Linked DNA regions of Homo sapiens: region 2 is linked to region 1. A link is an interaction called in ENCODE POLR2A ChIA-PET data of the cell type or tissue named here. Cell type or tissue: PC-3. All regions are shown on one strand. Each heading gives the region's core, and the rest is flanking DNA. Links, peaks and the distances in the headings are about the cores only. Region 1 overlaps MARCHF1 (membrane associated ring-CH-type finger 1). Region 2 overlaps MARCHF1 (membrane associated ring-CH-type finger 1).

Evidence for each region. Peaks named below come from ENCODE experiments on the same cell type or tissue, not always from the same donor. Only the 100,000 strongest peaks of a DNase experiment are listed, where the experiment ranks them.
Region 2: POLR2A ChIA-PET joins it to region 1 with 6 read pairs; 3 of 35 experiments call an interaction of 5 or more read pairs at or near these places.

Annotation. Positions count from the first base shown.
Region 1 is chr4:163,690,711-163,707,156 of GRCh38, reverse strand. It overlaps MARCHF1 (membrane associated ring-CH-type finger 1), which reads left to right. Exons shown (of 10, transcript NM_001394959.1): 5 at 6,294-6,344. LOC107986325 (a long non-coding RNA gene) reads right to left here. Exons shown (of 3, transcript XR_001741915.3): 2 at 12,932-13,027; 3 at 9,443-9,511. Among named protein-coding and RNA genes, the nearest start is that of TMA16, 200 kb to the right of the region's middle. RefSeq lists an enhancer at 12,405-13,604. In PC-3, for the core only: no CTCF peak of the experiment used is centred there; a DNase peak (open chromatin) is centred at 9,836; H3K27ac peaks cover 716 bases.
Region 2 is chr4:163,637,753-163,654,198 of GRCh38, reverse strand. All of the region lies in intron 5 of MARCHF1 (membrane associated ring-CH-type finger 1), which reads left to right. Among named protein-coding and RNA genes, the nearest start is that of TMA16, 150 kb to the right of the region's middle. In PC-3, for the core only: no CTCF peak of the experiment used is centred there; no DNase peak of the experiment used is centred there.

The sequences.
Region 1 (16,446 bases), core at 8,129-12,128:
CATAATTTAGACTTATTTCAAAGATTTTTTAATCTTTAACATTTAAGACATTGTTCCATCAGGACTCCATGATTATATATGCTAAGTGATAGAAGTCTGGCTTTTTCTTCCACAGAGGTAGCCAGTTGTCCAGCAACATTTATTGTATCAACTATCCTCAATACTGACTGGAAATAATTTTTATATGTGAGATTCTTACATCTATTTCTGGATTTTCTATTCTTGATTACACTGATCTTTCAGTTAATTTCTATGCCAATACCATATTGACTTAATGATAGTGAGTTTTAATATGTACAATGCCTAGCATAAAAAGCTCTCCTTTTTTTCATTATTTTCTTGGTTATTCTCAGGTATTTGTTTTTATTTATAAGTTCTTTAAGAACATTGTTTTTTAAGATCATTTTATCTACCTCCTTTCTTCTCCAGAAAACAAGAAATAAATTCTATTGAAGATTTAATTGGAACTGCATTCTACTCATATGTCAATTTGTAGAGGGTTTATATATTAGAAAATTATCTTCCCATCAAAGTATGGTACTTTATTTGTTCAGATCACAATTTATACTCCTCAGTAATATTTTATAGAATATATTTTCAAATAAAATTTCATGTCCTTGTTAAGTTTATTCCTAAGTATTTTATGGTTTTTGTTTCTGTTATTGCATTTCTGGATATTTATTGCTAAAAGAAAGCTATTGATTTTATAGTGTTTCCATTAGGATAGACACAATATTAAATAAATCAAAAATGTAATGGCTCACAAGAAATACACTTTTTTTCTCTCTGATGAGAGTTTAGAGTATGTACTCCAAGTTGGCAGAAGGCTTTTCATTATGTGGTCACTCAAAGACCCACAAGAATTCAGCTCTACCATCTTTGATTTGTGGCCTTCTGTCTTGCCCTGATAGTTTCCATCCCAGCATAGAGCAGTAGGAAAAAAGCATGTAAGAAATTATATGGGAGATTCATGTGACAGTCAGGAAACTGACAATTGTTAGTTCTGGTCACATCTCACTGGAGGAAATTTGACCTTAGGCAACCTATAACCAAAGGAAGGCTGGGAGATATAATGCCACTGTGAAGGTGTATATTCAGTTATTATTCCCTTAATGCACAAGCAAGAGATAATGGATTTTAGGAAACCTAGTAGACTCTGCCATTATCTAATTGTCATGTATCTAAGTACTGTAATAAAGTCTAATTAGCTGCAGTGGTTTTGTTTCTTAACCAGAGACACTTGGGATTTCTAAGATGTTATGTCATTAATAAGAAAGGAGTGTTGTATTGCTTCTTTTTCAACACCTTTTCTACCAAATACTCCATTTCCTTGTTATATTTGCTAAAAACTCTAAAACAAGTTGAATAATTATAGCAAGCACCCCTAATAGAGGTTCTATAATTTTTGTAGTTTCTGTATTTTAACAATTAGCATTATATTTTGTAGTGTTTTTTAGAATATTGTCTTTATTACTATAAGGGGTTTCCTTCAATTCTTGTTTTACTTAGAGCTTATGTTAGAATAAGACTGCCAAAGTTTGTCAAATATCTTTCCAGAATTTAGTTATAAAATCATAATGTTTGTCTCTTTCAATGTATTAATCTAACGGATTATGTTGACAGGTGTCCTGAGTTTTTAAAACCTGAAATAAGTAAATTCTATTTATTCTATTCTTTGGGAATTTTAGTGATACACTGCTCATGTATCAAAGACATATGCTATTATCAAAATATACACTAATTTTTAACATTTTCTGCATCTGTAGTTCCAAATGAGAGCAAGGCACAATTTTCTTTTTTCCTTTTTTTTTCCTACTGGTTTTTTTTGGTGGGGTAGGGAGTACTATCTTAACACATCTGAAGTTTCATTTACGCCATGTTAATAATATGGATTAGGGATATTTATGTTTCTATGACAATAATAGTATACGTAATATTGGAATTATGTGTTCTTTAAAGTAAAATACAGCTCGGTTGTAAAATCAGCATGCCCTTATCCATTTTAGGAGCATATAGACTTTTATTTACTTTTTGAATATTTCCTTGATTAACTATCTTATGTTTTTCTCTTTTTCTTGAACAAATTCTGGGAATTTTTGCTTTACTTAAATATAATGTGTTTCCTCTAGGTTTTCATATTTGTTGCAATAATGTTACATGTAGCATTCTTTTTATATAGTTTTTTGTGTCTATGATTATGTATCATTTCTGATATCATTTTTTTTGTTCTCTCTTTCCCTTAATAAGTCTTATGGGAAGTTCATCTATTTTGCAATTATTTCAAAGACTTCCTTTAAGAAAATCTTTTTATCCTTTCTCTAACTTAAATCAATTTAATTAGTTTTAGCTTTTATGTTTCTTTTATTACGTTCTTGTGTTCTTTAATAATGAAAACATTTACAGTTATAAACTGTTATCTGGATACAGCTTTTGCTATATGCTATAGGTTTTAATATTATATATTCTATAGCTTCTGGCTCTATTTCAGAGTTTTCATTCCTTTGGACCAAGTATTATATAAAAGTATCTTAGTTAATTGTCAGGCGATTAAGACTTACGAGTCACTTTTCAAAATTGGATTTCTAATTGTATTGGCTCAATATTGAAAAAAAAAGACCCTGTAAAGTCTCTACTTGGACATATTTGTTAAGCTATTATTTAAGGTCAAATAATTTTTAAATGTTTCATAGACATTAAATGTTTATAACTTAATAGGTATGAGATTTTTTATATATCTTTTAATCAAATTTTATTGCAGTATTCAATTTCCCTATGTCCTTGCTTATTTTTTATTTACAAACCACATTGTTTAAGACTTTTCTTCTATTCCAAGTTATAATTACCCTAGCAAAAACTGCTCTATTGTCTACTTAAAATTTTTCAGATGACCCTCCAAATTACCTTAGTTTCTCCTTTCAAATACTTGGGATTTTTAACCTGAAAAAAGGGGGGAAATAAAATTGCAGAATATCAGATTAGTGGTCTCTGTAAGAATGTCTTAGTGTGTTTTTTTTTGCAGAAATATTTATTTTTTTTTCATATTACATTAAAAAAAAACTTTTTTAAGCTTTATTATGTCCCTCAGTCAATGACATAGTATACAGAAAGTTTATACCTAGATTCACACATGTCCAGTCATGTTGTGTATTGTTAGGACAGACCACTTCGTTTTAAAGGAACTGTGTCACTTTCCTTAGACTCTAACATTAAAAATTCGTTAAAACAAAACTTGGTAATGATTTTCTCATTTGGTAATCATTTTTCCTTGCTAGTAAAAAGAATCCAACCATGTTTAGTAGGATCAACTTTGAAAAACGATAATAGTCACAAAACAGAACTATTAATATCAGACACATTCATAGCAAACCAAAAATTAGAAACTTCTTGAAAATATTTTCAATAAAACTTAGGAAACTGGAAGTCTCTCTCCCTGTCTGTATACTATGAATGACATGCTGAAATCCAACATTACTGCTTAATGATCCTCTCCATTCCACGCAGACTTGTTAGGAACTCTTGTTGCTTCCAACTTTTATTGACCTACAAGGTCACTATAATTTGGGTGCCAGTAAGTTATGTTAGATTCTGAGATTCTGAGACAGCTTATTTTTAATCTAAGGTAAAGTAGTTAAACTGATTGTAATGAGGTATGACAACCATATTGACTAATCTTCAAAGAAGAGTATGACATTGCAATAGTAATGGGACAAGCCACCCAATTAATTAGTAGCAAATTGGACAGATTGCTTTGGACGTTTTCCAAGAGAGGAAATGTTTCTGGTGCTTTGCTTCAAAAGCAAGGCAAACCAATTTTCTTAATCCCCCTGGGCAGAGAATGATTTAATTTTTAATTTTTAAATTTTATGTGCCAGAATCAAAGGCAGAATTGCAAGATATAGAAAATAAGATGTTTATGTAAAAAAAAAAATTGTATAGTGACCTATGATGATCACCATGATTTTTAAAGAAAGCTCTTTCAGTGTTTCTTATACCTGTGAATTATAATGGAAATATCATAACTTCACAATTTATAAAATGTTTTCATTTATAACTCATTTGTTCCTTACACAGATTTCCAAGATATTATCTCCCCAATTTTACAATGAGGAAATTGAAGTCCAGGAATGTCAAACAATGTACTCCTGCCAGAATTAGCACATCACTAGAGTTCTCATTGCAAGGCAGTCTCTCAGTTTACATCACTGCCAGCACAGCATAGCGTACACCACTGTCCTACCACGTGTTAACTTTTCTGATGCACTTTCCTCTTCCATGTACTGGTGTAGAAACAATAGAGAACGTAGCCGTGGCAAAAAGGTTAACCTTTGCCTAAGTTTGTTTATTTCAATGCCTGACCTTATATTGGGAGAAAATAAAGCCAATCCATTTCAAGTTAAAAGATCCTTTGAAGTATTAAATAATCAATCAGATGCTTTTCCCCCATTAGATTGGCAGATGCTGGTAGAGAGTGTGGAAATAATATTCTTATTATAACTGTGTGGTGAACTCACACATTGTAAAGTGAATCTGGCCTTTCTTGTTTTATCTCAAAACACCATAAAGTCCCATTCAGTGTGAAAAATTAAGTAATCCTATGCAAAATTAAATTTCTTATTTTGCGTGATTCCTGTGGCAGCACCTTTCAATTCTAGTTCTTAATCATGTTCTCAAATGTCATGTAAATATAGAAAACATAACAAAATAACCACTGCTACCAGTCTCTCCCAAAGCCTATTATATTATGTGACTCTGTCCTACACAATAATGTGTCAAAATCCTAAATTTCACTGAGAAGGAAAGATGGATTGATTTTGTTTTCTAGTCTCTAGAAGAGGAGTTGAGACGTCAGTAGAAAAGTGCCTCCCTCCATCACCAGTGGAGCTAATCAGGGAAAAATGTCTGTGGTAGCATATACATTAATCTCCAGCTGGAGCATGGGGCTGTTATGAGCTGTAACTAACCGTATCGTTGTGACTCATCTCGGTCTGTAATAACATGCTCCACAGTGACATCAGTGGTTGTATGAGATGGATGTTGCATGTAAAGGAAAAAGTACTGTTCAGCTGGAATATCTGTAAGCCTGCACATGACACAGTGACAGTTTGCAGTGAATGCAGCCACTGTTTTTCTGCAATAACACATCTGCCATATCCTGTCATCACTGTGTCTCTAAAACTGTCTCAAGTAGTCATCATGGGCAATTTCAGCCCCACGGGTTGTTATAACAACTTAGTTCTCAAAAATGACCTATGTCAAGATGCATTGCAGTTGCCTACTCAGGCCCACTTTGGGGCTGAGTCCAGAAGTTAAAAAAAAAACAAAAGGAATTCTTACATTGGTAAATTATTTCAATGACAATGTTATGTCAGATCCTTTATAAACTTTTAGTATTCAGAATTGATTGTTCCAACAACATTTTCTCTACAGAAGTAGAGGTGTCCTTTGATCTTTGATCTCTTTCTACATGTAGAATGCATAATGCTTATAAACTCTGATTTTTCCAGTTGATCATCTATCAGCACATAATTGGCAGAGTAGAAAAAGTAGCTATATAATTTTCAGGAACACAATGTCTCTGGGCTTCAAACGGGAGGGCCCAACTACTTAAGGTCCATTTCTACTTTAAAATTATATGACCTTTTAAAAAACATTTATTCAAAAGCTTTTTTCATGCCTCTTTTCTGCTAAATAAAAAAATTCTTTAAGAGGAAAGAACTGAGGATATAAATATTTATAAAAGTTTTAAGTTTTAATTGAAACATATACAGTCAGAAGCATCTTAAATTTTAAAAAGTAAATGTTTTAATTTCAGAGTATGTAAAATAACAAAAAATAAATAAAATGCAGTTTAGAAGAATACGAGGTGGATGTATATAGCATATACCCAGCACAGAATATTTAATGATATTGAAAACCAGAATTGACTCAAACTTTCCTAGTTGCAAGGGCAAGAGGGGAAATGGTAGACTACAGTTTTACTGTCTAATTTTAGTGCCGAAGAATTTCAAAAATTTTTCTGGAGAAATAATTATTTCCTGGAAACAAATACTTGTAACCTGATTAATACTCAGATATTAATTGAAGCATTTTTAAAGTACACTAATATATATTAGAGAAATATGATTTCATAAAAGAAAAAAGCATTCTGTGTAAGCAATTAATATGTGTATTAGTCAAAACAATATAGAGAGCATTCACAGATTTCCTTGTGCTGTGGTTTCTCTTCTCAGTGGTACAGTATGGTGAAAGTACCATACCTTCTTTTAATTAATGTTTCCCATTTTATTTTTCAGAATGAAAAATCCCCAGGGCGATCTGCAAGTCGATCAAGTAACATTTCAAAAGTAGGTGAAGTACTCATTTTCTTGTTTGTTGACTTCTGCACTTCATGAGTTCACATAAATGTTTATAATGTTTAACCTATAATTGTTATCTGTGAGCAGAACACAAATGTGATTTGTTCATGGTTTTAACTCTTTTAAGCTTTTACTGTAATAAGAAGACATGATTTTACGCAAGAAAATAAGTAGGCTATTTTTTCTTTTTCCATGCTGTGTGCAAGAGATAATTTCCTTCCTTCCTTCCTTCCTTCCTTCCTTCCTTCCTTCCTTCCTTCCTTCCTTCCTTCTTTCTTTCTTTCTATCTATCTTTTTAGACAGAGTCTTACTCTGTCGCCCCAGCTGGTATGCAGTGGTGAGATCTTGGCTCACTGCAACCTCCGCCTTCTGGGTTCAAGCGATTCTCCTGCCTCAGCCTCCTGAGTAGCTGGGATTACCGGTGCCCACCACCATGCCCAGCTAATTTTTGTATTTTTAGTAGAGATGGGGTTTCGCCATGTTGACCAGGCTAGTCTAGAACTCCTGAGCTCATGATCCACCCTCCTCAGCCTCCCAAAGTATTGGGATTACAGGAGTGAGCCACCATGTCTGGCCAATTTGCTACTGTCATAGTATTATGTAAAGTATGTTTTTTCTCTCATTTCAAACACCATAGATCTGCCACATATCCAAGTTGAAACTATATCAACATTCATGGTATAATTCTTATGAATTTAATTTTTCTGGACTTTGGGCTGAACTCTGGGGGAATTTAACTATTTTTGTCACCAAGGCAAGTTTTAGAAATCAATTTGATAAAAACATCAGTTTGGCCATATTTAGAGGTTGTAGAGTCAGTGGATTAAAAAAAAAAAACAAAATATTCCCTAGACTGTATATAAATCTAAGTAGGACCCCAGAGTGTTGAAAAGATTATCGTTTGAGAGACATACTCTAGATTTTATGTTGCCTGAAAAAACAAAATGTAAGAGCTATTCTTTAAAATGAGTCGCCATGTGATATATACACCTGGTGCTTGGGAAGTGAAAAGTAATTTAGAGTCATTTGTCAAAATGGAAAACAATGACTTTCAAAAATATAATTAGAAGCAAGATGGATTTGTCACCATTAGAGATTCCATTTCAAGGCTTCTCAATTGCCAGGACCCCTCCACATTCCTGAAATTAACTTTATATTAGTAATTTTATATTACTTTCTTTGAAGAGGATCCCCAAAATAGTCATAATCTTCAGACATTAAAGAAAGTAGATCAACTTCCAATTTAGAGACGTTTTTGTTTTCTTCTCTTCTGTTTTCAGAATCAAAAGGCTTTATAACTCATTAAGAAAAAAATTGTGACCACAGTATCAACATTATCTTATGCTGGTTTCCAAAGCCCAGTTTTTTCAGGACAATGCCAATGGTCAGATAACATCTGCACACACACTGGGATGTTTATAGGAGCAGACCCTAATATTTTAATAAGAGTAAGCATGCCTGCCATTCCTCCATAGGGAGACCATATCTCTGTCTTGCAACACCATCCACTATACTAACATTCTTTAAGATAGTCTAGTATCAGTCAATGTGTGTGCTTGCAAGACATGCAGAGATGTGACAGACACATAGAGAATTGTACCTCAGTGCTTGGTAGTGAACATTTCTAATTACATTCAAATCTATGTCCCTTCAGAGATATTTGAGAGGCAATGTGCCCTACTGGTTAAGAGCACTAACTCTGGAGAGTAAGGATCTGAGTGTAAGTCACCGCTGTGTCGCTTCCGACTTACATGACCCTGAGATGTTCACTTTACCTTCCCGAGACACAGTTGCCTCTTTTATGACATAAGGATGATGATAATATCAGTCACCTGAAGGAGGTTTTCTGAAGTGGTTATAAATTAAAACAATGCCTTTCAAGTATCTATCACCCTAGTTTCACAATGAAGAGATTTGCCTAAACCAAAGAACTCTGTCATCTGTCTCAACTTGAATACTAATGTTGAATAAGTAATGACCAAAAAACTTGTAAACAGTACTGACAACGCCTTTGTCACACCAAATACTGTTTCATGATCTAGGGGTGAAATTATATCTGCATTTCTAAACTGCTCTTTGAGTTTTACTTAATCCAGCCCGTTTATCATGTTTTAGTATTTAATGCTTTAAGAAATCAAAAAAATCCACAGTCTAGTTTCCCTTCTATGAGTTCTTCTTCAGGGTCTGGTATGTATTAATTGTACTTCTGTGTGGGAGACAATTAATTATAAAACTGCATCCTATTTGGAGAGAAATAAAAAAACTCTATTCTTAAACATAACTTAAATTGTACCACAAACACTCAACCATCAACCAGTGATAGGAATAAACAGATTTCAGTGCACATGAGTTTACCTATTTAAACCAACTTAACTTTCCTTTTATGTTCAGAATGAGTCACAATGCTAAATATGTTGTTGAGTCCTCACTACTTTTTCTTAAATTGATAAGTGGAAAACTATTCATTGACTACATAATTTTTCAATCATGAAGTGGCCAAATCTAGAAATACTTAAGTTGTTTAATTTGTAAAGCATTGGAGAGGAAAAATTTAACATTGGAACCAAGATTTTTTCCTTAATTTTGTCAAAATAACTGCTTATGTTGAAAACTGTGAGCATTTCTAGTGTATGAGAATCAGTATAATGGAGTGATTGGATGGACAGCAGAGTAACTCTTAGGAAGGTTATTTAACATCCCTAGTAAGTTTGTCTGTAAAAGGAGCATATATATTAGTATCTACCTCTTGCAGTGGTGCTTAGAACAGTGTTTGGCCTGTGCATTAGCTATTTTTATTATGGGGTTCTTAATATTTTTCTATCAGTGATGGCTTCGAGCAAGTGCTCAATAAATATCTTTTTCAGCCAATAAATTGGAACATGGTCTATAATATATGCAATGTTTTCTAGGTGTAATAATAATAAAATGCAGAGTGGACAGGATTAAGGAAAATGTTAGTGATCTGAAGTTATTTCCTTAAAAAATGCATATTCCTATTTCCATAAAATGTATACATATATTCAACAATAAATAATAAATTGTCTTATGTCAGTAATAGTATTACTCATAATGGGTGTCTTCCTTACCTTTTATCTGCTTATGCCATCTCCTGTCCTTAGACACAGGAAAATCACAGAGAGTACAAAGGACTCCATCTAGAATGGAATGGCAAGATTATCTTTTATATTTCTAAGTCTGCTTTCCTGCCTATTTCTTGCAGTTCTTTAATGAATCAGACTTTCTCATCATCAACATTAGTTGAGTGTCACATATCAGAAATCTTGTTCTATACTGGGAATTATGGAGTAATAATTTAAAACTTTCCTTCCCCATTCCTTAGTGAGCTTACAGTGAAACGGGGTAACTAACAGTGCACAGAAGAGTTCACATAACAGGCATGAGACTCCTATCCTGAGAATAGCCTGTGGCAAGATTAGCCCTTGGCTGACATCTGGAAACTTAGATTCCATAAGTAGTGCTTCACCCTACCTGTTAAGGATGATTCACTGTGCCTGAACTGCAAACAACACAGCTATCCTAAGCACATGCCTTCCTTGTGGGAGTCTGGAGTCTTGGTACATGTGGTTGCCTACACCCTCAGCCCCCAGTAAAAACTTTGAGCACTGAGGCTCTTACGAGCTCCCCTGGTGGCAACACTTCTTCATATGTGTCGTCAAACTCATTGAGCACATCCCAGCACACCCTGCTGGGATGAATTTCTGGAAGCTTGCTCCTGGTTTCCTCTGGACTTCACTCCATCACTCCCTGTGCCTTTTCCCTTTGCTGATTTGCCTTGTATCCTTTGGATACAAGGATACAAATAAATCACAGCCATAAGCATGGGTATATTCTGTCCTGAGTTCTCTCAGAAAGTCACTGAACCTGGGTGTGGTGAATGGAACCCCTAATATGCTACCTAAAAAAGAAGTATAGACAGAAGCTATGGGAATTCGGAGAGCCATCACTTCCATCTAATTGGGACAGGGTAGCAGCAGAGAAAATTTCTTAGAAGCATAGTATGTAAAAAGGCACTTGAAGAATGGGTGTGAATTGATCAACTGTCAGGGAAGGCTGTTTAAAGGGTTATAAGTCCAAGCCATGGAAGCTAGAAAACATAGATCATAAGGAAGAAGTTATATAAAATACTTTGTAAGGGTTTTTGAGATGGAACTTTAAATAATAGAATGCATTATCTTCAGTCTAGTCATAAAGGTCATACAATCTCAATCTATGTGAGACTGTCAAGCTCAATGAGTTTGACAGCTCATGTGAAGAAGTGTCACCTACCAGGGAAGTTCATGAGAGTCTTGGTGCTCAACAGCAGTCACTGAAGTGTCATCTGGCTTAGAAACAGAGAAATTGATCTAGAACCCATCAAGGTCCTTGAGACTTTTCTTAATGAGTATGTATGAAATGGAACATTATTATTTTTGCCATTCAGGACTGTGTCTTATAAACATGATCTTGCTACTGTGAAAGTAAAAAATTCCAAACATGGGATAAATAATAAATGTGCAATTGCTCGTGAACATCAAAAATTATATCTCCTAAGTTTTTACCTCTGGATCTTTGTACCATATATTATTCAACAGCAATTATACTTTGAATTTTATGGTCCTTGCAAAATTTACTTTTTTATTAATTTATATTTCTAGTTTGTCTTAGTAAATATAAGACAGTTACACCTATGATTCTCTCTTTCTTTCTCTTCTTTTTTAATTCAAGTAAGGTTGGTGTGCCTTGGATACGTTACAGTTGATCCAAAAGCTACAGATAAGTTATATAGGTTTACTATAGTATATGTGAGATTATCAAAATATCTTGGATGTGAAAAAGGCAGCTTTCAATTATCCATCACTTAAGTTTTTAATACTTTTTTATATTAGTGCTTGTTACTGCTTTTTAACACACATATTACTCACAAATAGGTTCCTCAAGAAGAAAAGTCAGCCAAATCTTGCCTTTTATTTCTTCTAGGGTAAAGGATCATTACATTTAACTAGCAACAGTGTAATATGTATCTCCCAAGAAAAACCTTTCAAAAGCCAACTGTCAAAAGGAAAGAACGGCTTGTACTTCCAATTCAAGTCAACAGAATTTTCTTTTAAATAAAATCCTTTGCTTTTTGGTGTGTGTAGGAAGCAGCTCACAAAATCTAATCTGTTTATGAGAAGAAATTCAAAAGCCACTAGCTTAACAAAATGATATTTCAGTTAGTTTCCATCATTTCCTATTACATTCACTAGACTTCATTTACATGACAGAGAGTCATTTCAATTCTTCAGTTAGTCTCTACCTTAAAATATCTTACAAAATTTCAAGGTAAAGTTTATAAAATGTGCACACCAGTTAATTCTGCAATAAATAAAGATGCATGGGATAGTCAGTACAATTTCAGTACAATTTACTCAACAAATATTTTTTGATGACGTACTGTGTACAAGGTATTCTATGGTTCACAGCATTTTAAATAGGTGTTTTCTTCTGATCCAATATATACTTTAATTTTACTTCTGTAAATCTTCATCTCTCCATATTTTTCCAGACTTGCCTTTAAGATCCCAAAGTACTTTCCAGCAAGGTCAAGGTGAAAGTGTTTCTTATGTATAAAATGTACTGAGAATTCTTTTCAGCTGAAAACCTGAGCCAAGTGTTTGCACCTCTGAACAGGTGTTTAATGTTCTGATTTATTGAGAGATCCATTTTGGTTTGCTAACACAATGGACCTATAAATCATCTATCCCTTCAGACTATATACCTTTAGAGGGTAAGTTTGGTAGGTTGATGAAGTAAAGTAGGATATATAATTAGGAAATAACTAGAAATGAGGTGGACTAATTTGAGGACTTTCAGAGACCCTGAGTTAAGGTCTGTCCTGAGACCAAAGTTGAGGAAATGGGTATAAATTTAGTTTAATTATTCAAGGGAGAAGATAAGAAAGTCTGAGACCTTCTTATGTCCTGAAGCATGTTATTTATATACACTCACTCCTTGGGCGATCTCATTTAGCCTCATAACTTTATATATAATCAATAGCCCAACAGCTATCAAGATATTTTTAGCTCAAATCTCTGCCATAAATTCCAGACTCAAAATGGTAATCAAATTTCCCACAAAATGTGTAATAGGAATCTGTCTTAGGTCAGGTTTATCACAGCAGATCCTGAGATGATAATTTTTTTGCAATGACTCACTATGAGAATATTCCTAGGACAAGACATCCAAGGAGTAAGAAAGGCAGCCCAGGGAAGAGAAAGAAGTCAGAATTTCCCTGCTCCTGCATAGGGATTCTGGAATGTAAAATGCACTTCACTTTGTCCCCTCTTGAGGCAAGGGAGCAAGGCTTTCATCCTCCAGTATTTGCCATTCATTGGCTCAGGGTCATTCAGGGTGAGAAAAACTCCCAGCCATTTTGATTCTCTTTACATGCAGGTAAACTGTCCAAGAAGCCAAAGGGAAGTTTTCCAAAGAGAATTGCAGTAGTGGGACTTTAGAAACAAAAGCACCCAGAAGCCAAAGGAGATGTGTACTGAACCAGTGAGAGGGACCCAAAGGGATTTTGGTGGAATACTCACAGCACCTGCTGTCGTCCATCCTTTGAGCCACCCAGATCCACATGAACTCATTTCATCCTGTCATGGATTTGTATAGATGATGATTGGCCACCGTTTCTGAGGAGAAACTTAAAAGACATTGATTAGCCGAATGGGCTCTCACTACTTGCAGCTGCAAAGTTATAACTGATTCATCATATCCTTCTTCTGACTCATTCCAAATATCCTTCATTCTTGATGATCACTTCTGTTAGTCTAAGTGGCTTGCTGGTGAAGTGTCTCTGACCTTTGAACCTTATCATGCTGTAGTTGCTGTAATCACTTATTTGAAGTTAAACCTGGGTGTGGGTAAACGAAAATATGCAACAGTGGATTTCCGCAAATTTCAAAATATTTCTTGCTCTCCCAAGTAGCAGCAACCCTACTTTCTTATAATGAGTTAGTTCCATTGTTCAATAAATTGCTGCTCTGCCTACTGGACAATATAACATGTGTTATTAAGCTCATGAGGGATAGTTCCAGTCATATGGTCAACTGATGTCCATACAAAGGCCTTTAGTCTTACTATGGCCAGGTAGCTTGTTAGGAGCTGCTTTCCAAATGGTGAAAGAACTATGCTGCAATAGTATGGCCTTGATCCAGAACACTAGGGTTTTCACTGCAGTTCTCCATTCAGATTTGACAGAGAGCCCACATTGCATTTTTATTTATCATGGTACCTCTAGTAGTATTGCCATTTATTATTGCTGTGGCATCAAGGGTGCTTGTATTGCAGCTGATATTGCTGCAGAACCTTCTATCATTCTAGGCCCCACTCAGAACTGCAGCTTTCTGAGTCATCTGTTAAAGAGGCATCATTCCAAAATGTGGTTTATGCTGTGTTTAAAATTCAAAGAGTTCTACCAAACAGCCTGGGTCCTTCTTGATAGTAAAGTAAAATGCAAAATTTGGTCTTAACTCTGGAAGAAATGCACTAGCATGCAGTAGACTACAGAATTTCTAAAAATTTCACTGATTTGTCCAGCTCCTGAAGATACGTTCGTTTTATTTCCTACTCTCTGGGACACAGATATCCTAACAAAGCATTCAGATTATTGGCCCTTCCTGCTCATTAGACCTCATTATACCTGATGATATCATAAATACAATGGACTGTTCTGATATTTGACAACCACTGGACATTTGAGTCTACCTCCTATCTGTTTTGCAAAATATCCCTGGAACAGGACCATGATTGTATATTAACGTCCATGCCAGATGAATACAAACTGCTTTTGATCCACATTTATGACAAATATTGAAAAGAACACATTCGTGGATTAATAGCCTCATACCACATGCCAGATATTGTGTTGTTCTTCTCTAGTAAAGATATTACATACCGCACACAACAGCTTCAGTTAGTGCTTCTACTTGGTTGCATTTGCCATGATCTACTGTCATTTGCCTGACCTACCAGTTTTCTACAGGGAACAGACCGAGAAGCTAAATGGTGACATGGTGGAAACAATCATCCTTATATTTTTTAAGTCTATTTTTCATACAACAACCAAAATGATCCTTTCCAAATATCAGTTAGCTAATGTCTTGCTGCTGTTCAAAACCTCTAATGGTTTTCTATATTACTTGAAATAAAACATAAATTCTTTCAGGGGCCAAGGAGCCATAATCCAGCCCTGTGGTATCTCGCTAATTTTCTTCTCATTCTTCCTCTTAATAACTCATGTCCAGACACACTGACTTCCTCTTGTTCCTCAAGCATAGGTTTTGTTTTCAGGGCATTTGCCCTTCATGCTGCTGCTGCCCAGAATGCTCATTGCCCACACAGCACTAAGATTGGTTTCCTTGTCTCTGTTACATTTCTACTCAAATACCACTTTATCAGTGAGGACCTATTTCCTTTGCTACTTATTTTTATTTAAGAATTTTATCATAATCTGCAGTATTATATATTTTTTATTGGTTTAACTTCTATGAGGGCAATAACTATTTCTTCACTCAAGGCTGCTTCCTCAGCCCCAGAAGAGGGACTGATAAGTAGGACACACTCAACAAATATATGTTGAATTAATGAATAGAGCCTGCTTTGTTTTGTTAACTTATAATACATAAGTTCTTAACATGGGATCTGTGGACTTATGAGCAATGATCCTTGGGCCACGCCAGTCCGTGAACATGTGACCAATACACACAAGCTTCCTGATCCCGTAGGGAACCTCTGCCAGACAAATTGCACCACATGTTAACCCTCTCTTGAGGAAAAGCAGTCAGTCTCCCCATCTCTGTCAAGCAGCTATTGGCCTGTTGGGGTAGGAGAGTATATAGACTTTTGGCTGAGAAAGTTCCTGTTAGGCCAAAGGTGATTCTCCAGAGAAGGGAGTAGCTATGATCATCAGCCACACAGCAGCTGGGTAATGTGGGCACTGGCCTGTAGTAAACATCTGCGTGGGGAAAAACCTCCACCATTGATGACTGCTTGGACCACTGAGATCCATTTAAGTTTCAAATTAAGTTTGTTTCACCTCAACATAGCTTCTCCAGGATTTTGGTTGGTTACAGTTTGTAGGAAACTTATAAGAAAAGGTTAAGTGGAATGAAACAGAGCCCTCATTGTTGCATCTGGTTCACAGGTCATAACTGATACTCACCATTGTTTTCACCCATTCATTTTAGATTCCTTTCACCTTTTTCCAGCACTTATGCTGCTCTGGGTAGCTTGCCTGAGAAATCTGAGTCCCTGGCTGCCATTCTCTTATCAGGCCATAATTTCTATATTTCTCCACTTACAGCCACACTAGTGCGAGGGAAAGAGATGTCCTAGTATATCACTTGAGGGACATATGTATTTCTCCTGTCACCATTATGTGGCAGAATTTTCTCATGCTGTCATCCATCACCAACATCTGAAGTCTCAGTATCTGACCTACTAACATGGGGCAGGATTCTGCCTAACATGGTCTCTAACCCAGGGATTCACCTTATAGCAAAAAATGGTGTGGCAGTGAATATATGATCATGACATTTACTGGGATTAGCACATAGCCTACCAGCCAGATGCTGCCGGCCTGATACAACAATTCGATAGCCTTTTGAAGATGCTTGAGAGGCATCAGCTTGGAAAAGGCACCCTGGGAAAATGGAGCTAAATCCCTCAGGATGCAGCATATTTTTTGAATCCACAGCCATAAAATGACGCTTTGCCTTATATACTTATAATACTTGGGCCCAAGAACTAACAGGTGCAAGTGACCCTGCTTATCATCACTCCCAGTGGTCGCCTTGGGGAATTTGTGCTTCCCACAGCCAGCGCTTTGGGCTCTGCAGGTTTATAACTTCTGGTTCCCAGAAGGAGATGTAACGCTCCCAAATGAGAACAAAATAAGAGTCCAATAAGCCTAAAGCTTTGATTGATGCCTGGCACTTTGAGCTTCTTATGATAGGAGCCTAGCAAGTCCAGCAATCTGTTACCATTCTAGCTCGCTTTGGTTAGCCTGTTAAATTATGTCTAAGGCTTCCTGTTGTATTCTGGCAGTGAT
Region 2 (16,446 bases), core at 7,330-11,329, 52 kb after region 1:
GGTGAACAATGAATCCCACATTGCCAAATAGTTATTAGTGTTTATGTCACCATATATTTAACACAATGGTTCTCTCTATCCTTCTCCAAGTGCCTTGTCTTTGTTATCTGATTTCTAAGGCCTCACACTGTTGACTTTCCTCCCACCAGACTGATTTCTATTCATGGTGGTTCTTAATGATTTATCTTTACCTTTCTGAACTCTAATATCAGAGTGCATTGGGATGTATCTTTGTCTCTCTTTCCTATCTATACTCAATTCCTAGGTTATCATATCAATTCCATGGTTTAAAACACCATTTATATAATGTGATTCCAACATTTATAACTCCAATATTATATATCCAACTACACATACCCATCATCTTTACTTGGATTTCTAATAGCCATCTCAAACTTGTGTTTCCAAACCCAAACTCTAAAATTCACACTCAGCTGTCCAAAGAAAATCCTCATTTAGCTCTGAGTGCTCCTCATCTTCAAATCCACTCATCTAGTTCCTCAGAACCAAACCTTGATGTCTACCTTCTTTCCTTTCTTTTTCTCCTATCTGACATTCAAACTGTCCCATAATCAGTTGGCCAGCAAATTACATAAACTTGTCCTTCAGCATATGTCCTAAATCCAACCACTTTTCACCTCCTCTATCACTATCACCCTACACACAGCTCCTATATCTCATGCTACAGTTACCGTAACCTGATAACTAGTCTCCCATTTCTACTTCTACCTTCATAAACTCTATTCTCTACACAATTAAGAAAATTTTCAAATATAAATCCGATCATGTCACTACCATGCTCAAAGCTCTTCAATGGGTTTCCATCAAACTCAGGAAAATAATCCAACATTCTTACCACATGCTACAAGATATACATAACCTGGCCCCTGGCTATTTCTCTGAACATTTTTCTTCTCACTCTGTCTCTCACCTGCTCTGCTGCAATCATATCAGAGCATGTTCATGTCTTCTTAGCTGGTTCATGTCCACTTACAAGAGCACTCACTGTTCTCTCTGCCTAGAGTGCTCTTTCCAATGCATGAATCACTCCCTGACTTCAGTTGCCTCTTTAGAGAGGCCTCCGTTAACCACTCTATTTAATAGTGACCTCCATCACCAATGACTCCATCCCCTTACCTTGATTTTCTCTAATAGTACGTAGCACTACCTGATGCATTTTCTTTTTTCTATTTTTTAAATTTCCTGTGTCCAACCTTCCCCCCTTTGATAATACATGAACTCCATGAGGGAAAGAACTCCGTTTTATTTACTGTTATATCTTCAATTCCTAGAACAACACCAGGAACATAATTGGAGCTCAATAAATATGTCTGTAGTGTTTGCTGAATTAACACATTTGGACTTCAGGCAGGCAACTGGTACACATTAAAAGTTGGATGAGAAAATATTACTTGGAAATGTGCATACAAATGAGGTCACCCAGTGTCTTCCCCTTTAATTAAAGAGTAAAACGTCTCTAAACTTTTATGGAACACTTAGAAGAAATAAAAGGTATATTGAAAGATACGGTCAAGGTTCCTGACCTCATGTACGAAATTCAGAATAAGTACTATAGAGCACATAAGCAAGGTTATATGTCACAGTGTTACTGGAAACGGGGACTTTTAGATAGGGGAAATAACAAGGGCTTGAGATGAAGTTAATTGATGGGCAAAAGGAAGCTACTCTGCCGAGAGCTGGAGGAGAGACATCACAGTCAGAAACAAAGAGTAAATGCAAAGTCACTCTTCCAGGAGAGGTCTTAGTGTGTTGAAGGAACAGAAAAGAAGTGAATATGGCTAGCTCATGGTGAATACAGGGAGAATCGTAGATGACATCACAAAGACGTATCTCATGTGTGTCTTTGCCAGCCACTGCAAAGTGTTTGAATGTTATTCTAAATAAAACAGGGAGCTATAGAAGTGTTTTAGTTAGGGAAGACAACAACATCTGTTGAGATAATGTCAGTTTGTTGTGAAAACCACTGAATTAGGAGTAAATGCAGAATATTATGGGAGCAACTTGAGAGGCATCTAAAAAAGCCCAAGAGACTCAGAGAAGCCTTCCTAGATGAGATAGTGTCTGAAAGATAAATAGGCATTATCCATCTGCACATGACGGCAGAACATTCTAAAAAGAGGGAATAACATGTGCAAAAGCCCCATAGTAAGAAATCAGGAGACTAAAAATAGTTCAGAATGAGTCAGGCATATTATCTAAGAGAGAAAGGGAAGAGGCTGCATGACCAGGGGCCAGATCATAGAGCCTAGTGGGCCACAATGAAAGGCCATGACATTGTCTTTAGGGAAATGGAGTAGCATTGAAAATAATCCAATTAGGAAACTGCTGATCTCACATGGTCCAAAAATAATGCCTTGGACTAACTTTAAAAAAAAAAAAAGTGGAAATGGAGAATGTGAATAGACTTTGAGACTAAGGAGGAAAAAGTAACAAAATTTGATAATGGCTTAGATGTGAAGATAGTGTAAAGGGAAAGACATCATGATAAAACCTAGGTTTTTTGTTCAAAATGGTGGGGCTGACGCCATCTACTTATCTCCAGTTTCCTTTAAAATGCCACTAAAGTATGACTAAAGGAATTTTTATAGGTATAAAACCACTTTTAAAAAAAGAATAAGAAAGTCTATTGCAGTAAAAAAAAAAAAAAAAAAAGTATGGTACTTGAAAGACAGAGAGAGCTGCAGGAATTAAAGAGGCAGTGGAGAAAGCAGACACCTAAGGTGGCAGTAGGAAAACTAACACTCAGCTTACAAGGAATTCCCAGAAGGTAAACTGATGACCTTTGGAACCAGGGGAAAATATGAAACAGAAAGTACTAGGACTGGTTGAAAATCTGTTTTAGAAGCAGTTAAACCCTCAGATCATATTGTTTGCATGTTCTAAGAGAAAATTCTACAAATATATAGAATATAGTGACAGCAAATTTTGTAAGTACACAGACTAGCAAACAACAATCCAAAAACATAACAATGAACTCCAAGGACCACTTCCACCTGGTTTCAAATGGCACCCAAAACAAGCCATTCATTCATTTGTCCATTTATTCATCAAAAACATATTACAGCAATATAATGTGATGATTACATCATTGATTTTGGAACTAAACTTCTTCAGTTCTTACTCTGATAAGTGTCAGACTGGGATACTGTTTTCTGTGTGGCTTTAGATAGGACATGTCACCTCTTTTTACTTCAGTTTCCCCTTTATAAAATAGGACTATAGGCATATTCACCTCATCTAGTCATTATGAAAATCAAATTAATATTTTGAACTCCTGGCATACAATAAACGCAACATAGTGCTTCTTTCTACGACGACAACATATCCAGTTGTTTCAGACTCTGAGATTAGCAGGAAATAGGCAGTTTCATGGACATTCTAGGGTGGAAGACACACAAATTGACCAAAGGCTAACGAATACACATGGTAAGCTTAGACAGTGATAAATGCTATGAAGAAAATGAATTACCTATTGTGAAATTTTTTAGATATCTGTTTTCAGATTAAATAAATAAGTAAATGAAAAGGTTTTAATTGGCATTGTATTATTTTTCTGTGGAATTTAATTTTCAGCAACAATCTTAAGAAAGAAGAGAACTAACATAGTACATGTACTATGACACTTTACACCTGATTTAATATAAGCTTCATCGTCACATATAATGCAGGCAGTATTATCTTTATTTTACAGACAAAGAAACTAAGCCTCATTAAAATTCAGTAACTTTCAGGGGTCTTGAGAGCCATAATACTAATGAATGGCAGAGCAGGAATTCAAACAGGTTTGTCGGACTCCAAAGTCCTGCCACAAAGTCTCATGTTTTTTGAATACCTTAGTATTTTTCATTGTATAAATATTTACTTCTAACCTTTAACTTATAAAGTAGCTTTGTTTTCCCTTTTTATCCTTTTTATTAGTTGCATTAGGTTTATTAGTTTAATAACTACTTTCAAAAGATGTAAATGCTTATGTTTAGTTATAGAGATTTCCATACAGCTTTTTAAATATCAACTTCACACTTCTCAGTGTGACCTCAAAAAATACGTGTGTTTATAAACACCGTGTGCCATGGCCTTTTCTAAAATCTTCTGTTTACTCACTCATTGTACTGTAACATATTAACTTTAACACCTACCCATACCTTGTCATTAATCAGAGCTTACATCCTAAAGATCTACCCAGGACTATTTATTTATCTTCTTTATGAAAGGACTTCTGACTTGCTGAGTCAGAAATCACCTTCTCATAAATGTAAATGGTAGTACATATTTTTGTCTCTAGTAATCAGGAACTGGGTTGTGCTTATTCAGCTGCTCATTTTGCCCTTACCCTCACTTGGGTCCTCTCTAGGTTTCTTGAGGTGGAAACTAGATTATAGCCCTTCAGCAATTGTATCAGGCACACAATGACAGAACCAGGCATGAACAAGGAGAGACTCCACAGGGTATCATGGAAGGTGGTGGGGGTGGGGGTCAGTTAGCTGCATTTGAGAAAAAGTCCCATGCGGTTTTTTTTGTGTGTTCTGTTTATTTGTTCTTTTATTGTTATTCATTAAAACTATCAGACTAAGAAGTGATGAAGTACTTCTGGGGTCCTTCTGCAGATGGACCTACAGCCTCAGCTACTGGAGGCAAGCAAGGCTTAGAGTCTACATTGCGGATGCTATTTATATCCTAAAATCTATTTAAAATTTCACCAGATCAATCTCTGGTTGATAGATTTGGAAACAAAACACATAGATATCACCGATTATTTTTCCCAATAGCCTTTCTTTTGTACAATGTGTTTCGATTTACAACTCTCTGCCTATGAATTGCTCTTTCATTGTACCATTAGGCATTCCTGTGGGTTTAAAAGACAGTAAACTTAGAGTAGCTAGATTCCAAAAATACTCCAGGAAAATGTCCTTTTTGTATGATATAAGTCAATGTGAGGGCTCGAGTAGCCTATTTCAGTGCAGAGAATCTATTCATTTTAATGGAATATCCAGTCTAATGGAGCATATTGTGCTCAAAGAAAAACTCATTCTCAGGAATGTGCTGAACCAGGTACCTAATTCACCAGAAATAAAGTGAAGCTCAGCATATTCTAGAAAAAAAATAAATCACATAAGCCTTGGATCTCAAGCTATGCATTCAAATTAAATAGTAGTTTGCTTTCAACAACCATGATTATTTTTAGAAAAGCAAAAAATATTATCACATTGGGAAAATAGGTTGCAGTGAACTCCTTGCTCCTGTAAGGTTTTTTTTTTTCCCCCAAAGATTGTGTCTGTAGCAATACCTTGGAGGCATAACAGGGAAGGATGGAAAGGGATTTAAAAATTGTTGTCATTGTGCGTTTGCATGTTTCAGTTTTTTCAAACATCCAAATTCCACGTTCTTTTTTGATCTTACATCCATTCTTCTTTGAACTGCTATTTAATACTAGAGTTGTAATTTTATATATACGCTGTTATTTTATATATTTCTTCTCCTTCTTCTTCTCCATGATAATTTTCAGCTCCTTGTTTTTTTTTTTTCCAACAACATTTGCTTTCCTCTCTAGTTTTTTTTTTTTTTTTTAGCTCATGGGCTATAATTTGCTACCCCTGCTATAGAATGGGGGTACTATTACTAGGCTATAGAATGGCAAAGTGAATAACGTCTTCACAATTAACTAGAAGAGAGGCAAAAATGCTTAACGTGCCTAGTTTTATGCATCAAATTTATTCAAATGTTTAAGAAACAGTCAGTATGTCTTAAAATTGCTGATTCACCAACGTTCAGAATATGAATAAATTGAACACAGAACTCCTAATCCTTAGACAATGTTCTGTACATGTCCAAAATTAGTCTCACTAATTGTCTAACAATCAAGCCTAATATCTTGAAACTAGGAACTATATGAAGGTACATTTCTACTTGGTCTTAGTTTCCTATCTTTTAAGAAGAAAAATAATTTTTCTTTACAGTTAGCCTGGAAACATTTTTATTAACTAAATGATTAATTTCAAAAACTTGAATCCCTAATGGAAAGAGGAAAAATCCCAAGTTTTATTTTTATGTTAATAGAAAAACTTTATTAGGTAATATTCTTTCCTGTAGATCAAAACTTATCAAACACTTTTCTGAATTTGCTTCCTTTCTTGTGGGCAACAGAAGTTTGAACCTTCTCTTTTTTTCTTAGTTTAGCTAAAGGCTTGTCAATTTTGTCTTTTTTTTAAAAAACCAACTCTTCATTTTAATTATCTTTTCTATTTTTTTCCAACAATTATTTTATTTATTTTTCTCTGATCTTCATTATTTCCTTCTTTCTGTTAACTTTGGACTTCTTTTGTTCTTCTTTTTCTAGTTTCTTGAGATGAAACATAGGTTATTTATTTGAGATTTTTCTTAAATGTACATATTTATTACTATAAACTTTTGTCACAGAACTGCTTTGGCTATATCCTATAGTTTTTTGTATGTTGTGTTTCTATTTTCATTTGTCTCAAGACTCTTTTATTTTTCTTTTTATTTCTTCCTTCACTCATTGGTTGTTCAGAAGTATGTTTAATTTCTACAAATCTGCCAACTTTCCAAATTTCTTTCTATTACTGTTTCCTAGTTTTATACTATTGTGGTCAGTAAAGATACTGCATACAATTTTAGTCTTTTTAAATTTGTTAAGACTTGTTTTCTGGCCTGCTGTATGATTTATCGTGGAGATTATTTGGTGTGTGCTTGAAAAGAAATACATATTCTCATGCTGCTAGATAGAAAGTTCTCTATATATCTGTTAGGTCCATTTCACCTAAAGTGTAGTTCAAGTCCAGTGTTTCTTATTTATTTTCTGTCTGGATGATCTATCCATTGTTGAAAGTGGCGTATTACAGTCCCCTACTATTATTGTATTGCTGTCTATCTCTCCCTCCAGATCTATTAATATTTGCTTTCTATGTTTAGGTGCTTCAATACTGTGCATATATTATACATTTACAAGTGTAATATGCTTTTGATGAATTAACCCCTTTATCATTATATAGTGACCTTCTTTGTCTACTTTAACATTTTTTGACTTAAGGTCTATTTTTTCTGATATAAGTAAAGCTACCCCTGACGTCTTCATTTCCGTTTGCATGGAATATCTTTTCCCATCCCTTCACTTTCAGTCTATGTGTGTCCTTAAAGCTGAAGTGAGTCTCTTGTAGGCAGCACAGAATAGGGTCTTATTCTTTTATTTATTTAGCCACTTTGTCTTTTCATCAGATAATTTAATGTATTTACATTCAAGGTAATTATTGATAGATGCAGACTTACTACTGCCATTTTAGTAATTGTTTTCAGATTGTTTTGTGGATCTTTTGTTCTTTTCTTCCTCTCTTGCTATCTTCCTTTGTGCTACAATAATTTTTTGCAGCGGCATGTTTTGGTCCCTTTATCTTTTGTGTATCTGCTATAGGTTTTAAGGGTATTGTTTTCCTGACACTTCATAAAACATCTTTAACAACAGGTTATATTAAGCTGATAACTTAATTTCAATCACATAAAAAACTACATTTTTACTCCCCGCATACAAATATTTTATGGTTTTTGATATCACAATTTACATATTTTTATATTGTGTATTCCTTAACAAATTATCACAGCTATACTTATTTTTAATAGTTTTGTCTTTTAATCTTTATATTAGAGATATAAGTAATTTATACACCACCACTCCAGTATTGAGGTAATCTGAGTTTGACTATATATTTGTCTTTACTGAGTCTTTTTAACTTTTATATGTTTTCATATTATTAATTAGCATCTTTTTACTTGAAGAACTTCCTTTGGCATTTTTGATGAGGCAAATATAATGGTAATGAACACTCTCAGCTTTGTCTAGGAAAGTCTTTACCTCTCCTTCATTTCTGAAGGAGAGCTTTGCTGAGTATAGTATGCTTGGTTGCCAGGTTTCTGGGTTTTTTTTAATTTCATGTCAGCCTCTTGAATATAACATCTCACTCCCTCCTGGATTGCAAGTTTCTGTTGAGAAGTCCTCTGATAACCTAACGGAGGTTCCCTTGGATGTGACCAGTCTCTTATCTCTTTTTGCTTTCAAGATTCTCTCTATGAGAACTTTTGATGTTTGATTGCAAGATGCCTCAGAGTATTTTTCTTTGGATTGAACTTGTTTAGACTCCTTTGAGCTTAGGAATCTGGATTTACATATTCCTCCAAGATTTAGAAAGTTTTCAGACAGTATTCCTTTAAATAATATTTTTGCTCCTTTTTTGTTCTCTTCTCCCTCTGGAGCCTCTATAATTTGTATTGGGTTGGTGTAAAAGTAATTGCCATTAAAAGCAATATATTAATATGATTGATTGTGCCCCAAAGGACCCTTATTGTTTACCTGGCTCTTTTTATATTTATTCTTTTTGTTCCTTGAATTGGCAAATTTCAAATGATCTGTCTTCAAGCTTTTTAATTCTTTCTTCTCCATGATTGAGTCTGCTGCTGAAGCTCTCTATTGAGTTTTTTACTTCTGTCTTTGTATTCTTCAGCTTTATATCTTTATTAAACTTCTCATTGTGTTCGTGCATTGCTTTTCTGATCTCATTCAGTTGCCTGTGTTTTCTTGCACCTCATTGAGCTTCATTAAGATGATTATTTTGAATTATATTTCAGGCAATTTATAGATCACCATTTCTTTGGACTTGGTTGCTGGAACTTTATTTCTTTCTTTTGGTGGTGTCATGTTTGCTTGGTTCTTCGTTATCCATAGACTCGTTTGCTGGAGTCTCCATTTGAAGGAACAAGACCCTCTTCTAGTCTTTACAGACATGTTTTGGCAGGTTAAGGCTTTCTCCTATTAGGTTCCAGGTGTGATGTGATTGCCTCTAGGACTGCGGTTGTATGGGGCTGGAGTCAGGTCACATGGCTGCTACTGAGACTGCAATGGGGTCTGTTGTTGGCAGACCTGTTAGCAGTGCTCTGGTGGACATGGATGGGTCCTATCTATGTGGTCCCTAGGTGGACTGAACTATCTTCAGGACCTTGGTCTGTAGGGCTGGTACTGGGATGAGGGTCCACTTTTGAGTCTGAAGACAATGGGCCTGTTACCAGGTTTATGGATAAATGTGGCTTCCTCCAGGTTCCTGGGAGGGCTTCTGCTATGTCACTGGGTGGGTCCCTGGGCAGGCAGTACTGCCTTGGTTGTAACTGAGAGGGATTGGAACCAGGTCACAGAGCTGCTTCAGGGTCTACAGCTGAGACCAAAGTCATTCAGCCTATCTCTGGGGTATGTCTCTTAGGAGGTCACTGTGAAGGTAAGTCTGCTCTTATGCCACAGTTTACAGGGACTGGAGCTGAATTATAGGGACTTTTGAAGATGCACAGTGGGACCAAAGTTAAGCAGGCCAGCTTACAGGAGCAATGATGGACACTGGAACCATCTATGGACCTTTCAGGTCCGTTCATGGACAGAACTGCTCTCAAGCCACAGTTGAGATGAACTATAGCTGAGTTCCTTGGTTTTTTCGGGATCTGCTGTATAACCTAAGTTAGCTGGCCTGCCTGTGGGAACATGGATGGCTATGCTTCCCTCCAGATCCCTGAACAGGTAGAACTGCTCTCTGACCATAGCAGAGGGGGTCTGGGGCTTGGATTCAGTTTCAGGATCTGCTGTGGGACCAAGGTTGGCAAGTCTGACCCAGGGAGTCAGATGGGTGTGTCTCCCTCTGGGTCCTTGCGTTAACAGAACTGATCTCAGACCATAGCTGAGAGGAGCTGGAGCTGGTTTAGTGGGTCATTAAGTTGTCCACAATCAAGATTGAAGTGGGCAAGCCTGTCTCACTTTAGGTAAATCTGGTGCCTAAGTATGAATCCGCCCCCTCAAAATGACCCTCCTAGGTCTTGGGCTCCACTGGGGTTTCACAAACTCCTACTTGAATTCCAAGGCTCCCACAACAGTACATTTTGCAATGGATGGCTGGGAAATTATTGCTGCTATGAGGGAAAATGAGTGGTGGACCTTCTATTCTAACATCCTGCTCAAAGAATATAGCTTTTGAGAAAACAATATTTTACCTAAAATGGTTAAAACTTGCTTAGAAAAACATGGCATGAACAAATACGTAAAAATATTAGCTTTACCTAAATGTTATTAATTTTATAATTTAAAAAAAATTTTGAAGAGGCGTGGGCATTATAAGAGCACTACTGAAGTAAGAAAAACACATTTGAAGTTTAAGAAAGCATAGGAAAACAATTACACAATACTATTGTCATTTGTACTCTTACATTCCTTTCTTCATTACTCCTATCTCCATTCCATTCTATCTATTAAGAATATATATAATTTTCTTCCACATATTTTCTTTGGTGATTTTCTTTTTGTTGTAACAAAAAAACCTAAAAGCTTGCTTTGAAAAATCAAAAATTTTGCTTATCTTTCCTCCTCAAATAAAGGAAAGAATGTTTCAAGAAATGTAAATAATTGAAGTCATTGCTAATTATTCAAAACATCCCCTAGGAAATTACAAAAAGAGGAACAATAGCCATTTTCACTTTTAACTATTTCAAAGTTGATATTTGGGAATCATTTACTTATACAAATGTGTTTCTTTCTTGTACCCTGACATCCCCATTTTTAACAATAAGGAGAAAAACAAAATGTTAAATTTAATATTTTTAAGAACAAAATATTAAAATGTAGGGAGCTGGATGCAGTGGCTTATGTCTATAACCTCAGCTGCTTGGGAAGCTAAGGCAGGTGGATCACTTGAAGCCAGGAGTTTGAGGCTGCTAAAGCAGGAGGATCACCTGAAGCCAGGAATTTGAGACTAGCCTGGGCAACACAGCAAGACCCTGAATTTATTTTTATTTTTATTTTTATTTTTATTTTTGAGACAGGGTCTCACTCTGTCACTCATACTGGAGTGCAGTGGTGCCATCTCGGCTCACTGCAACCTCCGCCTCCCAGGCTCAAGCAATTCTCCTGCCTCAGCCTCCCGAGTAGCTGGGATTACAGACGTGCACCACTACCACTTGGCTAATTTTTTTTTTTTTTTTTTTGTATTTATAGTAGATACAGGGTTTTACCATGTTGGCCAGGCTGGTCTCAAATGCCTGACATGAAATGATCCACCTGCCTTGGCCTCCCAAACTGCTGGGATTACAGGCATGAGCCACTGCGCCTGGCCAACCCTGACTCTTAACATACATATATGTGTATATATATGTGTGTGTATATATACACACACACATACACATATGTATATGTATGTATGGAGATAATACCATATTTCAGTTAGTGCTTATGCCACATTAAGGGGATTTTATTTTCTATTTTCTTATTTTAATCTAAATACTTTCAGTCTATTGCCTAATAATTATAATAAATAATTCCATTCATTGTAGTCAAGTAATTTTTATCATAGCACTCCATAGATACAGGTGTTTTTAGGAAGATTATTTTGACAGACTCAGAAACCTATAGCTCTCCAAAACATGTTTAGAAAATCTGGAGTTCTGGAGGAACAAACCAGAAGGATAAATAGTATATCCTCTAAGTTCCATTAATCACCCATCCCTTCATTTTAGAACACACAAAACAATCTAATTGTAATAGTCATTATGGTAAGAACTTTACAAAAAAATCTAGCAAACTTGTCTCCTTAATGAAAAGACAAATATGCAATCAAGCCAACTAGAATGCAAGTCAATGATTTATAAATTCAATGAGATTCACCCAGAACCGAAGTGACTTTTAAACACATATTTTAAAGCAAATAGTGACAATTATACATATTAATTGGAAAGTAAATTCAGGTAATCTGCTACTCTACAGAAAATATCAACACTGACTGTTAAAATCAGGGGGAACTTAAAGAAAATTTATGTTAATAAAAAAGAACCAACTCTTTATTATCTTTATTAAAAGAAAAAAAAGAATGTATAAGTCTGTCTTTTCCCCTGGGGAGCAACAGAAACCTAAAATCAGGTCTTAAATTACCTTCCAGAGAAAGGCAAAAATAAGCCCAATCACTGGCACCGCCACATATTTATGAGCACCTGCGTACTTAAGCTCAGTTAAATGTGTTGAGTAATTTATCCAAATACAAAGTCACATTGCTAATTCTTTGTAATTTTGTCTAAGAGATCAGGAATTTTGCCTAAACAATACGATCACTGAAGAATGAGGCAGCATTAGCACTGTAGGAGTGGAGATGGAGGTTTGTGAGAGGTCCACAAAAATAGTAACACAACGTCTCCACTGGTGGACAGAAGACATAGGTGTTACATTGACCTTCAGTTCAACATCCTGAGAAGTTACACCCAGTGCCCATCAAAACAAAGAAATTAGGAAAGTCTGACTAATATTTAACTCCAACGCAGATAAGCCAACTTTCTTCTTTGTCTCACTAATCTCTAGCACCAGTCTGGAGAAGATAAAACCTACCAATAAGAAGAAATGAGATCAATGGAAATCAAAGAGAAGAAGACTAGCATAGAAAGTTGCCTTTTGTAATTCTTTGGTACTGCTAAATATATGCATCAGATTTGTGCTCCTTAACAAAAGTTCTACTCCTCTTAGGACTTCAGAAAGGAACATTCTGTTCCTAGCATATAAATATTTGCTTTGCATTGAAGTGAACTTAAATATATGTATTAACCCCTGTATGAACACAGGAATTAATATCTTCTTTGTAGCTTCCTACTTCTCGTCTTATATGTGGTAATTACAGAGTAGATGCTTGGTTTTCAGAACAAATACATCCCAAGATATTCTGAATATCACAAGAGTTCATTTCCTTTAGAAACTTTTTTTCCTGAAAATAGCCATAATTTTTTATACTATTATCAGTCATAATAACTAAATTACAGGAATTGTACTAACTTTAGTTCTTCTGTTTTTCCCTCATATAGTATTCTTATTTGATTTCCCTATGCGTTGTCAATCAAAATTAAACTGTCATTTTATTCTGGAAAAGTGACAGATTTTATAAAGTAACAACTTTGGTATTAAATGTTCTTTAGCTTCTGATAGCAGACACTATTTAGAAATTAGCATGTGAGAAATGTAAGAATGACATATTGTAACATTAAGTAAATGTAGTATATTTGCCAGATGTTAAAAATGACTTTAGAGACAATAGAGACTGCACTTATAGGTTGACATGATAATGAAGTTTTATGTTAAAATCATAAAAAAACAGAATTTATAAGTGAAGGAAGTATGAAAACTGAGACTAATATTATGAAGTCTTTTTTTAATTCTTTATCTTATTGCCCATTTTTAACCCCTTGGTGTTTGAAATGGAAAATAAATATTCTCTTCGCGATAGATAATATGTCAATAACCAAAAGGTGGCCTTAACCAATAATTGGCCCAACTTTAAATTATTACCCTAAAGATATATAAATTAACTAATCTAAAATTAAATGCAATTTTGCTATGACTTAAAGTGTCAATAATCCTGTATAAGAATCCAATTTATGCAGTCACTTAGGCATGAAGTTGGCAATTCATCTAACTTGGTGGATATAATAGAACAGATCAGGCTGCTAAATATGCTGTAGTTGGTTTGCTGAATTTTTTTTGGTATGAACATGGTAGAAATATGATTGGATATACTTTAAAATTTTTCCAGGCTAAAAGTATCCATGGCTATGGTCCATAGTAGTGAAAGTTGATATCTTAACTGTCCTTTTATATTTGCACTTGTGTGGACCTCAAAAGTTTCTTCTGATAGCTCTTAGCCCTGACTAGGTGTATATCTTTAACCAACTTCCTTATCATTGTTTGCCACCTCACATTTTTGATAGAATCTTCACTATGCATAAGAAGTTGTCTGACTTTAACTCCACACTTAACTAGTCACATGGATATGGCTTCATGGAAGCATATTACTGGGCATATAAAACTCTTAACTCATCTAACTCCTTATTGACAATCCTGTTGAGAGACACAGTATTTATAGAGTATTATCTGATGTCCAGCTTTTTCTGCTGTACTCTAAAATTGATTGCTGAATTAAGCTAGCTATTAGCAAAGAGAACTCTAGATCCCACAGTTTGTTCTCCTGTAGAGCTGCTTTTTAATGTGTAATCATCTAACCTAGTAAATCCAGGTCTTCTTGCTTCCAGTTTAAGTCCTATCTCAACCCAAAATCTCATTTTAAAAATGCAATTCCTATTCTGCAAGCACTGGTAAACTCTTTCATTAAGGTTTTCTTGGAGTGATCTGTGAGATGAGGGCATGGATGAAGATGAAGTTGGAATCAGTCCAAAGAACATGCCATAAGAATTCCTAAAGATACACTTTTCTTACCTCCATCCCCTAACTCTTCACCAACAAAATAGCTGTTCGTCTTTGTTTCATCCACAAAACTCTTAAAACTGATCACAGCTACCAGTCTCACTCTGTCCTTACTCCTCCTCCTTATTAGATCTTACTTTCTTTTGAAACTTTCCATTTGTAGAGAAATCTATTCCACCTCTCTTTCTTCCCTTAGTATACTCTGTCTGAAAGTCCAAATAGTGTGACAAAGACCTGGTAGACAAGCAGGGAAGATTTTTAGAAAGAGGAGGTGGGGAAGGGAGCTAAGCATAATTTATAATGAACAGAACAAAAACGTTCCAACACACATGTTCATTACTATTTTCTGAAGGCATAATGTCAAAGTAAAAATTTTTCTGTTACACTGAATTTTATTTTGGCATTATGCCATCAAAATATAATAAAGAACATGTGTTGGAAACTCCTTGCTTTACTCATTATAAAAATCATGTTGAACATAAATGTTTACCACTGTTTCTCTCGAAGAATCACCCAAAGATGAAACTTCTCTCTGGTCTCAGTACCAGCAATGTGCTTCTTCTAATTGTGCAGCTTGTTTTTATATTACGGACAGTGCAACTCATGTAATTATTTGTATCAGGGACTATAAAAATTACAACCTGATATGGATTATGGTTTCAGCTATGTACTCAAAGAAATAAATCTCATCTTTCCTGCTCTGATTTTCTGTGTCCCATTTGTGGTTAAATACACATAAAGTAAAATTTACCATCTTAACCAGTTACAGTTAAGTAGTAAGTACATTCACATTGTTGTGTAATCAAATTCCAGCACTCTTTTCCTCCTGTAAAACTGAAACTCTATACCCATTAAACAATAACTCCCCATCCCCCACTGCCCTCCAGTCTCTGGGAACTATTATTTTCTCTATATATAAATTTGGTGACTCTAGGTACCCTATGTAAGTAAAATCATAGACTTATATGTGACTTTTTGTGAATGGCTTATTTTGTTTAGCATAATGTCTTGAAGTTTCAACAATGTTGTTGCATGTAACAAGATTTCTATTCTAAGACTAATAAATATTCTATTGTGTGTGTATAGATAATATAGATATACGTATACATACCTTATTTTGTTTATCCATTCATCCATCGATGGACAATGGGTTGCTTTCACCTTTTGGCTATTGCGAATGACATTTCAATGAATGTGAATGTACAAATATCTATTAGAGATCCTGCTTTTGATCCTTTTGGATAGATACCCGGGAGTGGAATTACTCAGAAGGGGAATTATTTTCCTTTCTTGTGTTGCTATATAGAAATATCTGAGGCTGGGTAATTTAAAAAAAAGTAATTTGATTGACTCTTGGTTCTCCAGATTGTAGAGGAAGCACAGCACCAGCATGTGCTCAGCTTCTGGCGAGGGCCTCAGGAAACTTTCAATCATAGCATTAGGCAAAGCAGGCGTTAGTACTCACATGGTGAGAGCTGGAGCAAGAGAGAGAGGGAGGGTAGGTGCCGTATACTTTTAAACAACTGGATCTCACATGAACTCACTCATCACCAAGACGATGGGACTAAGCCATTCATGAGGAATCCTCCCCATGATCCATACGTTTTTCACCAGCCCCACCTCCAACACTGGGATTACATTTCTTTTTTTTTTTTTAATTTTTTTTTTTATTATACTTTAAGTTTTAGGGTACATGTGCACATTGTGCTGGTTAGTTACATACGTATACATGTGCCATGCTGGTGCGCTGCACCCACTAACTCGTCATCTAGCATTAGGTATATCTCCCAGTGCTATCCCTCCCCCCTCCCCCCACCCCACAACAGTCCCCAGAGTGTGATGTTCCTCTTCCTGTGTCCATGTGACCTCATTGTTCAATTCCCACCTATGAGTGAGAAAATGCGGTGTTTGGTTTTTTGTTCTTGCGATAGTTTACTGAGAATGATGATTTCCAATTTCATCCATGTCCCTACAAAGGACATGAACTCATCATTTTTATGGCTGCATAGTATTCCATGGTGTATATGTGCCACATTTTCTTAATCCAGTCTATCATTGTTGGACATTTGGGTTGGTTCCAAGTCTTTGCTATTGTGAATAGTACTGCAATAAACATACGTGTGCATGTGTCTTTATAGCAGCATGATTTATAGTCCTTT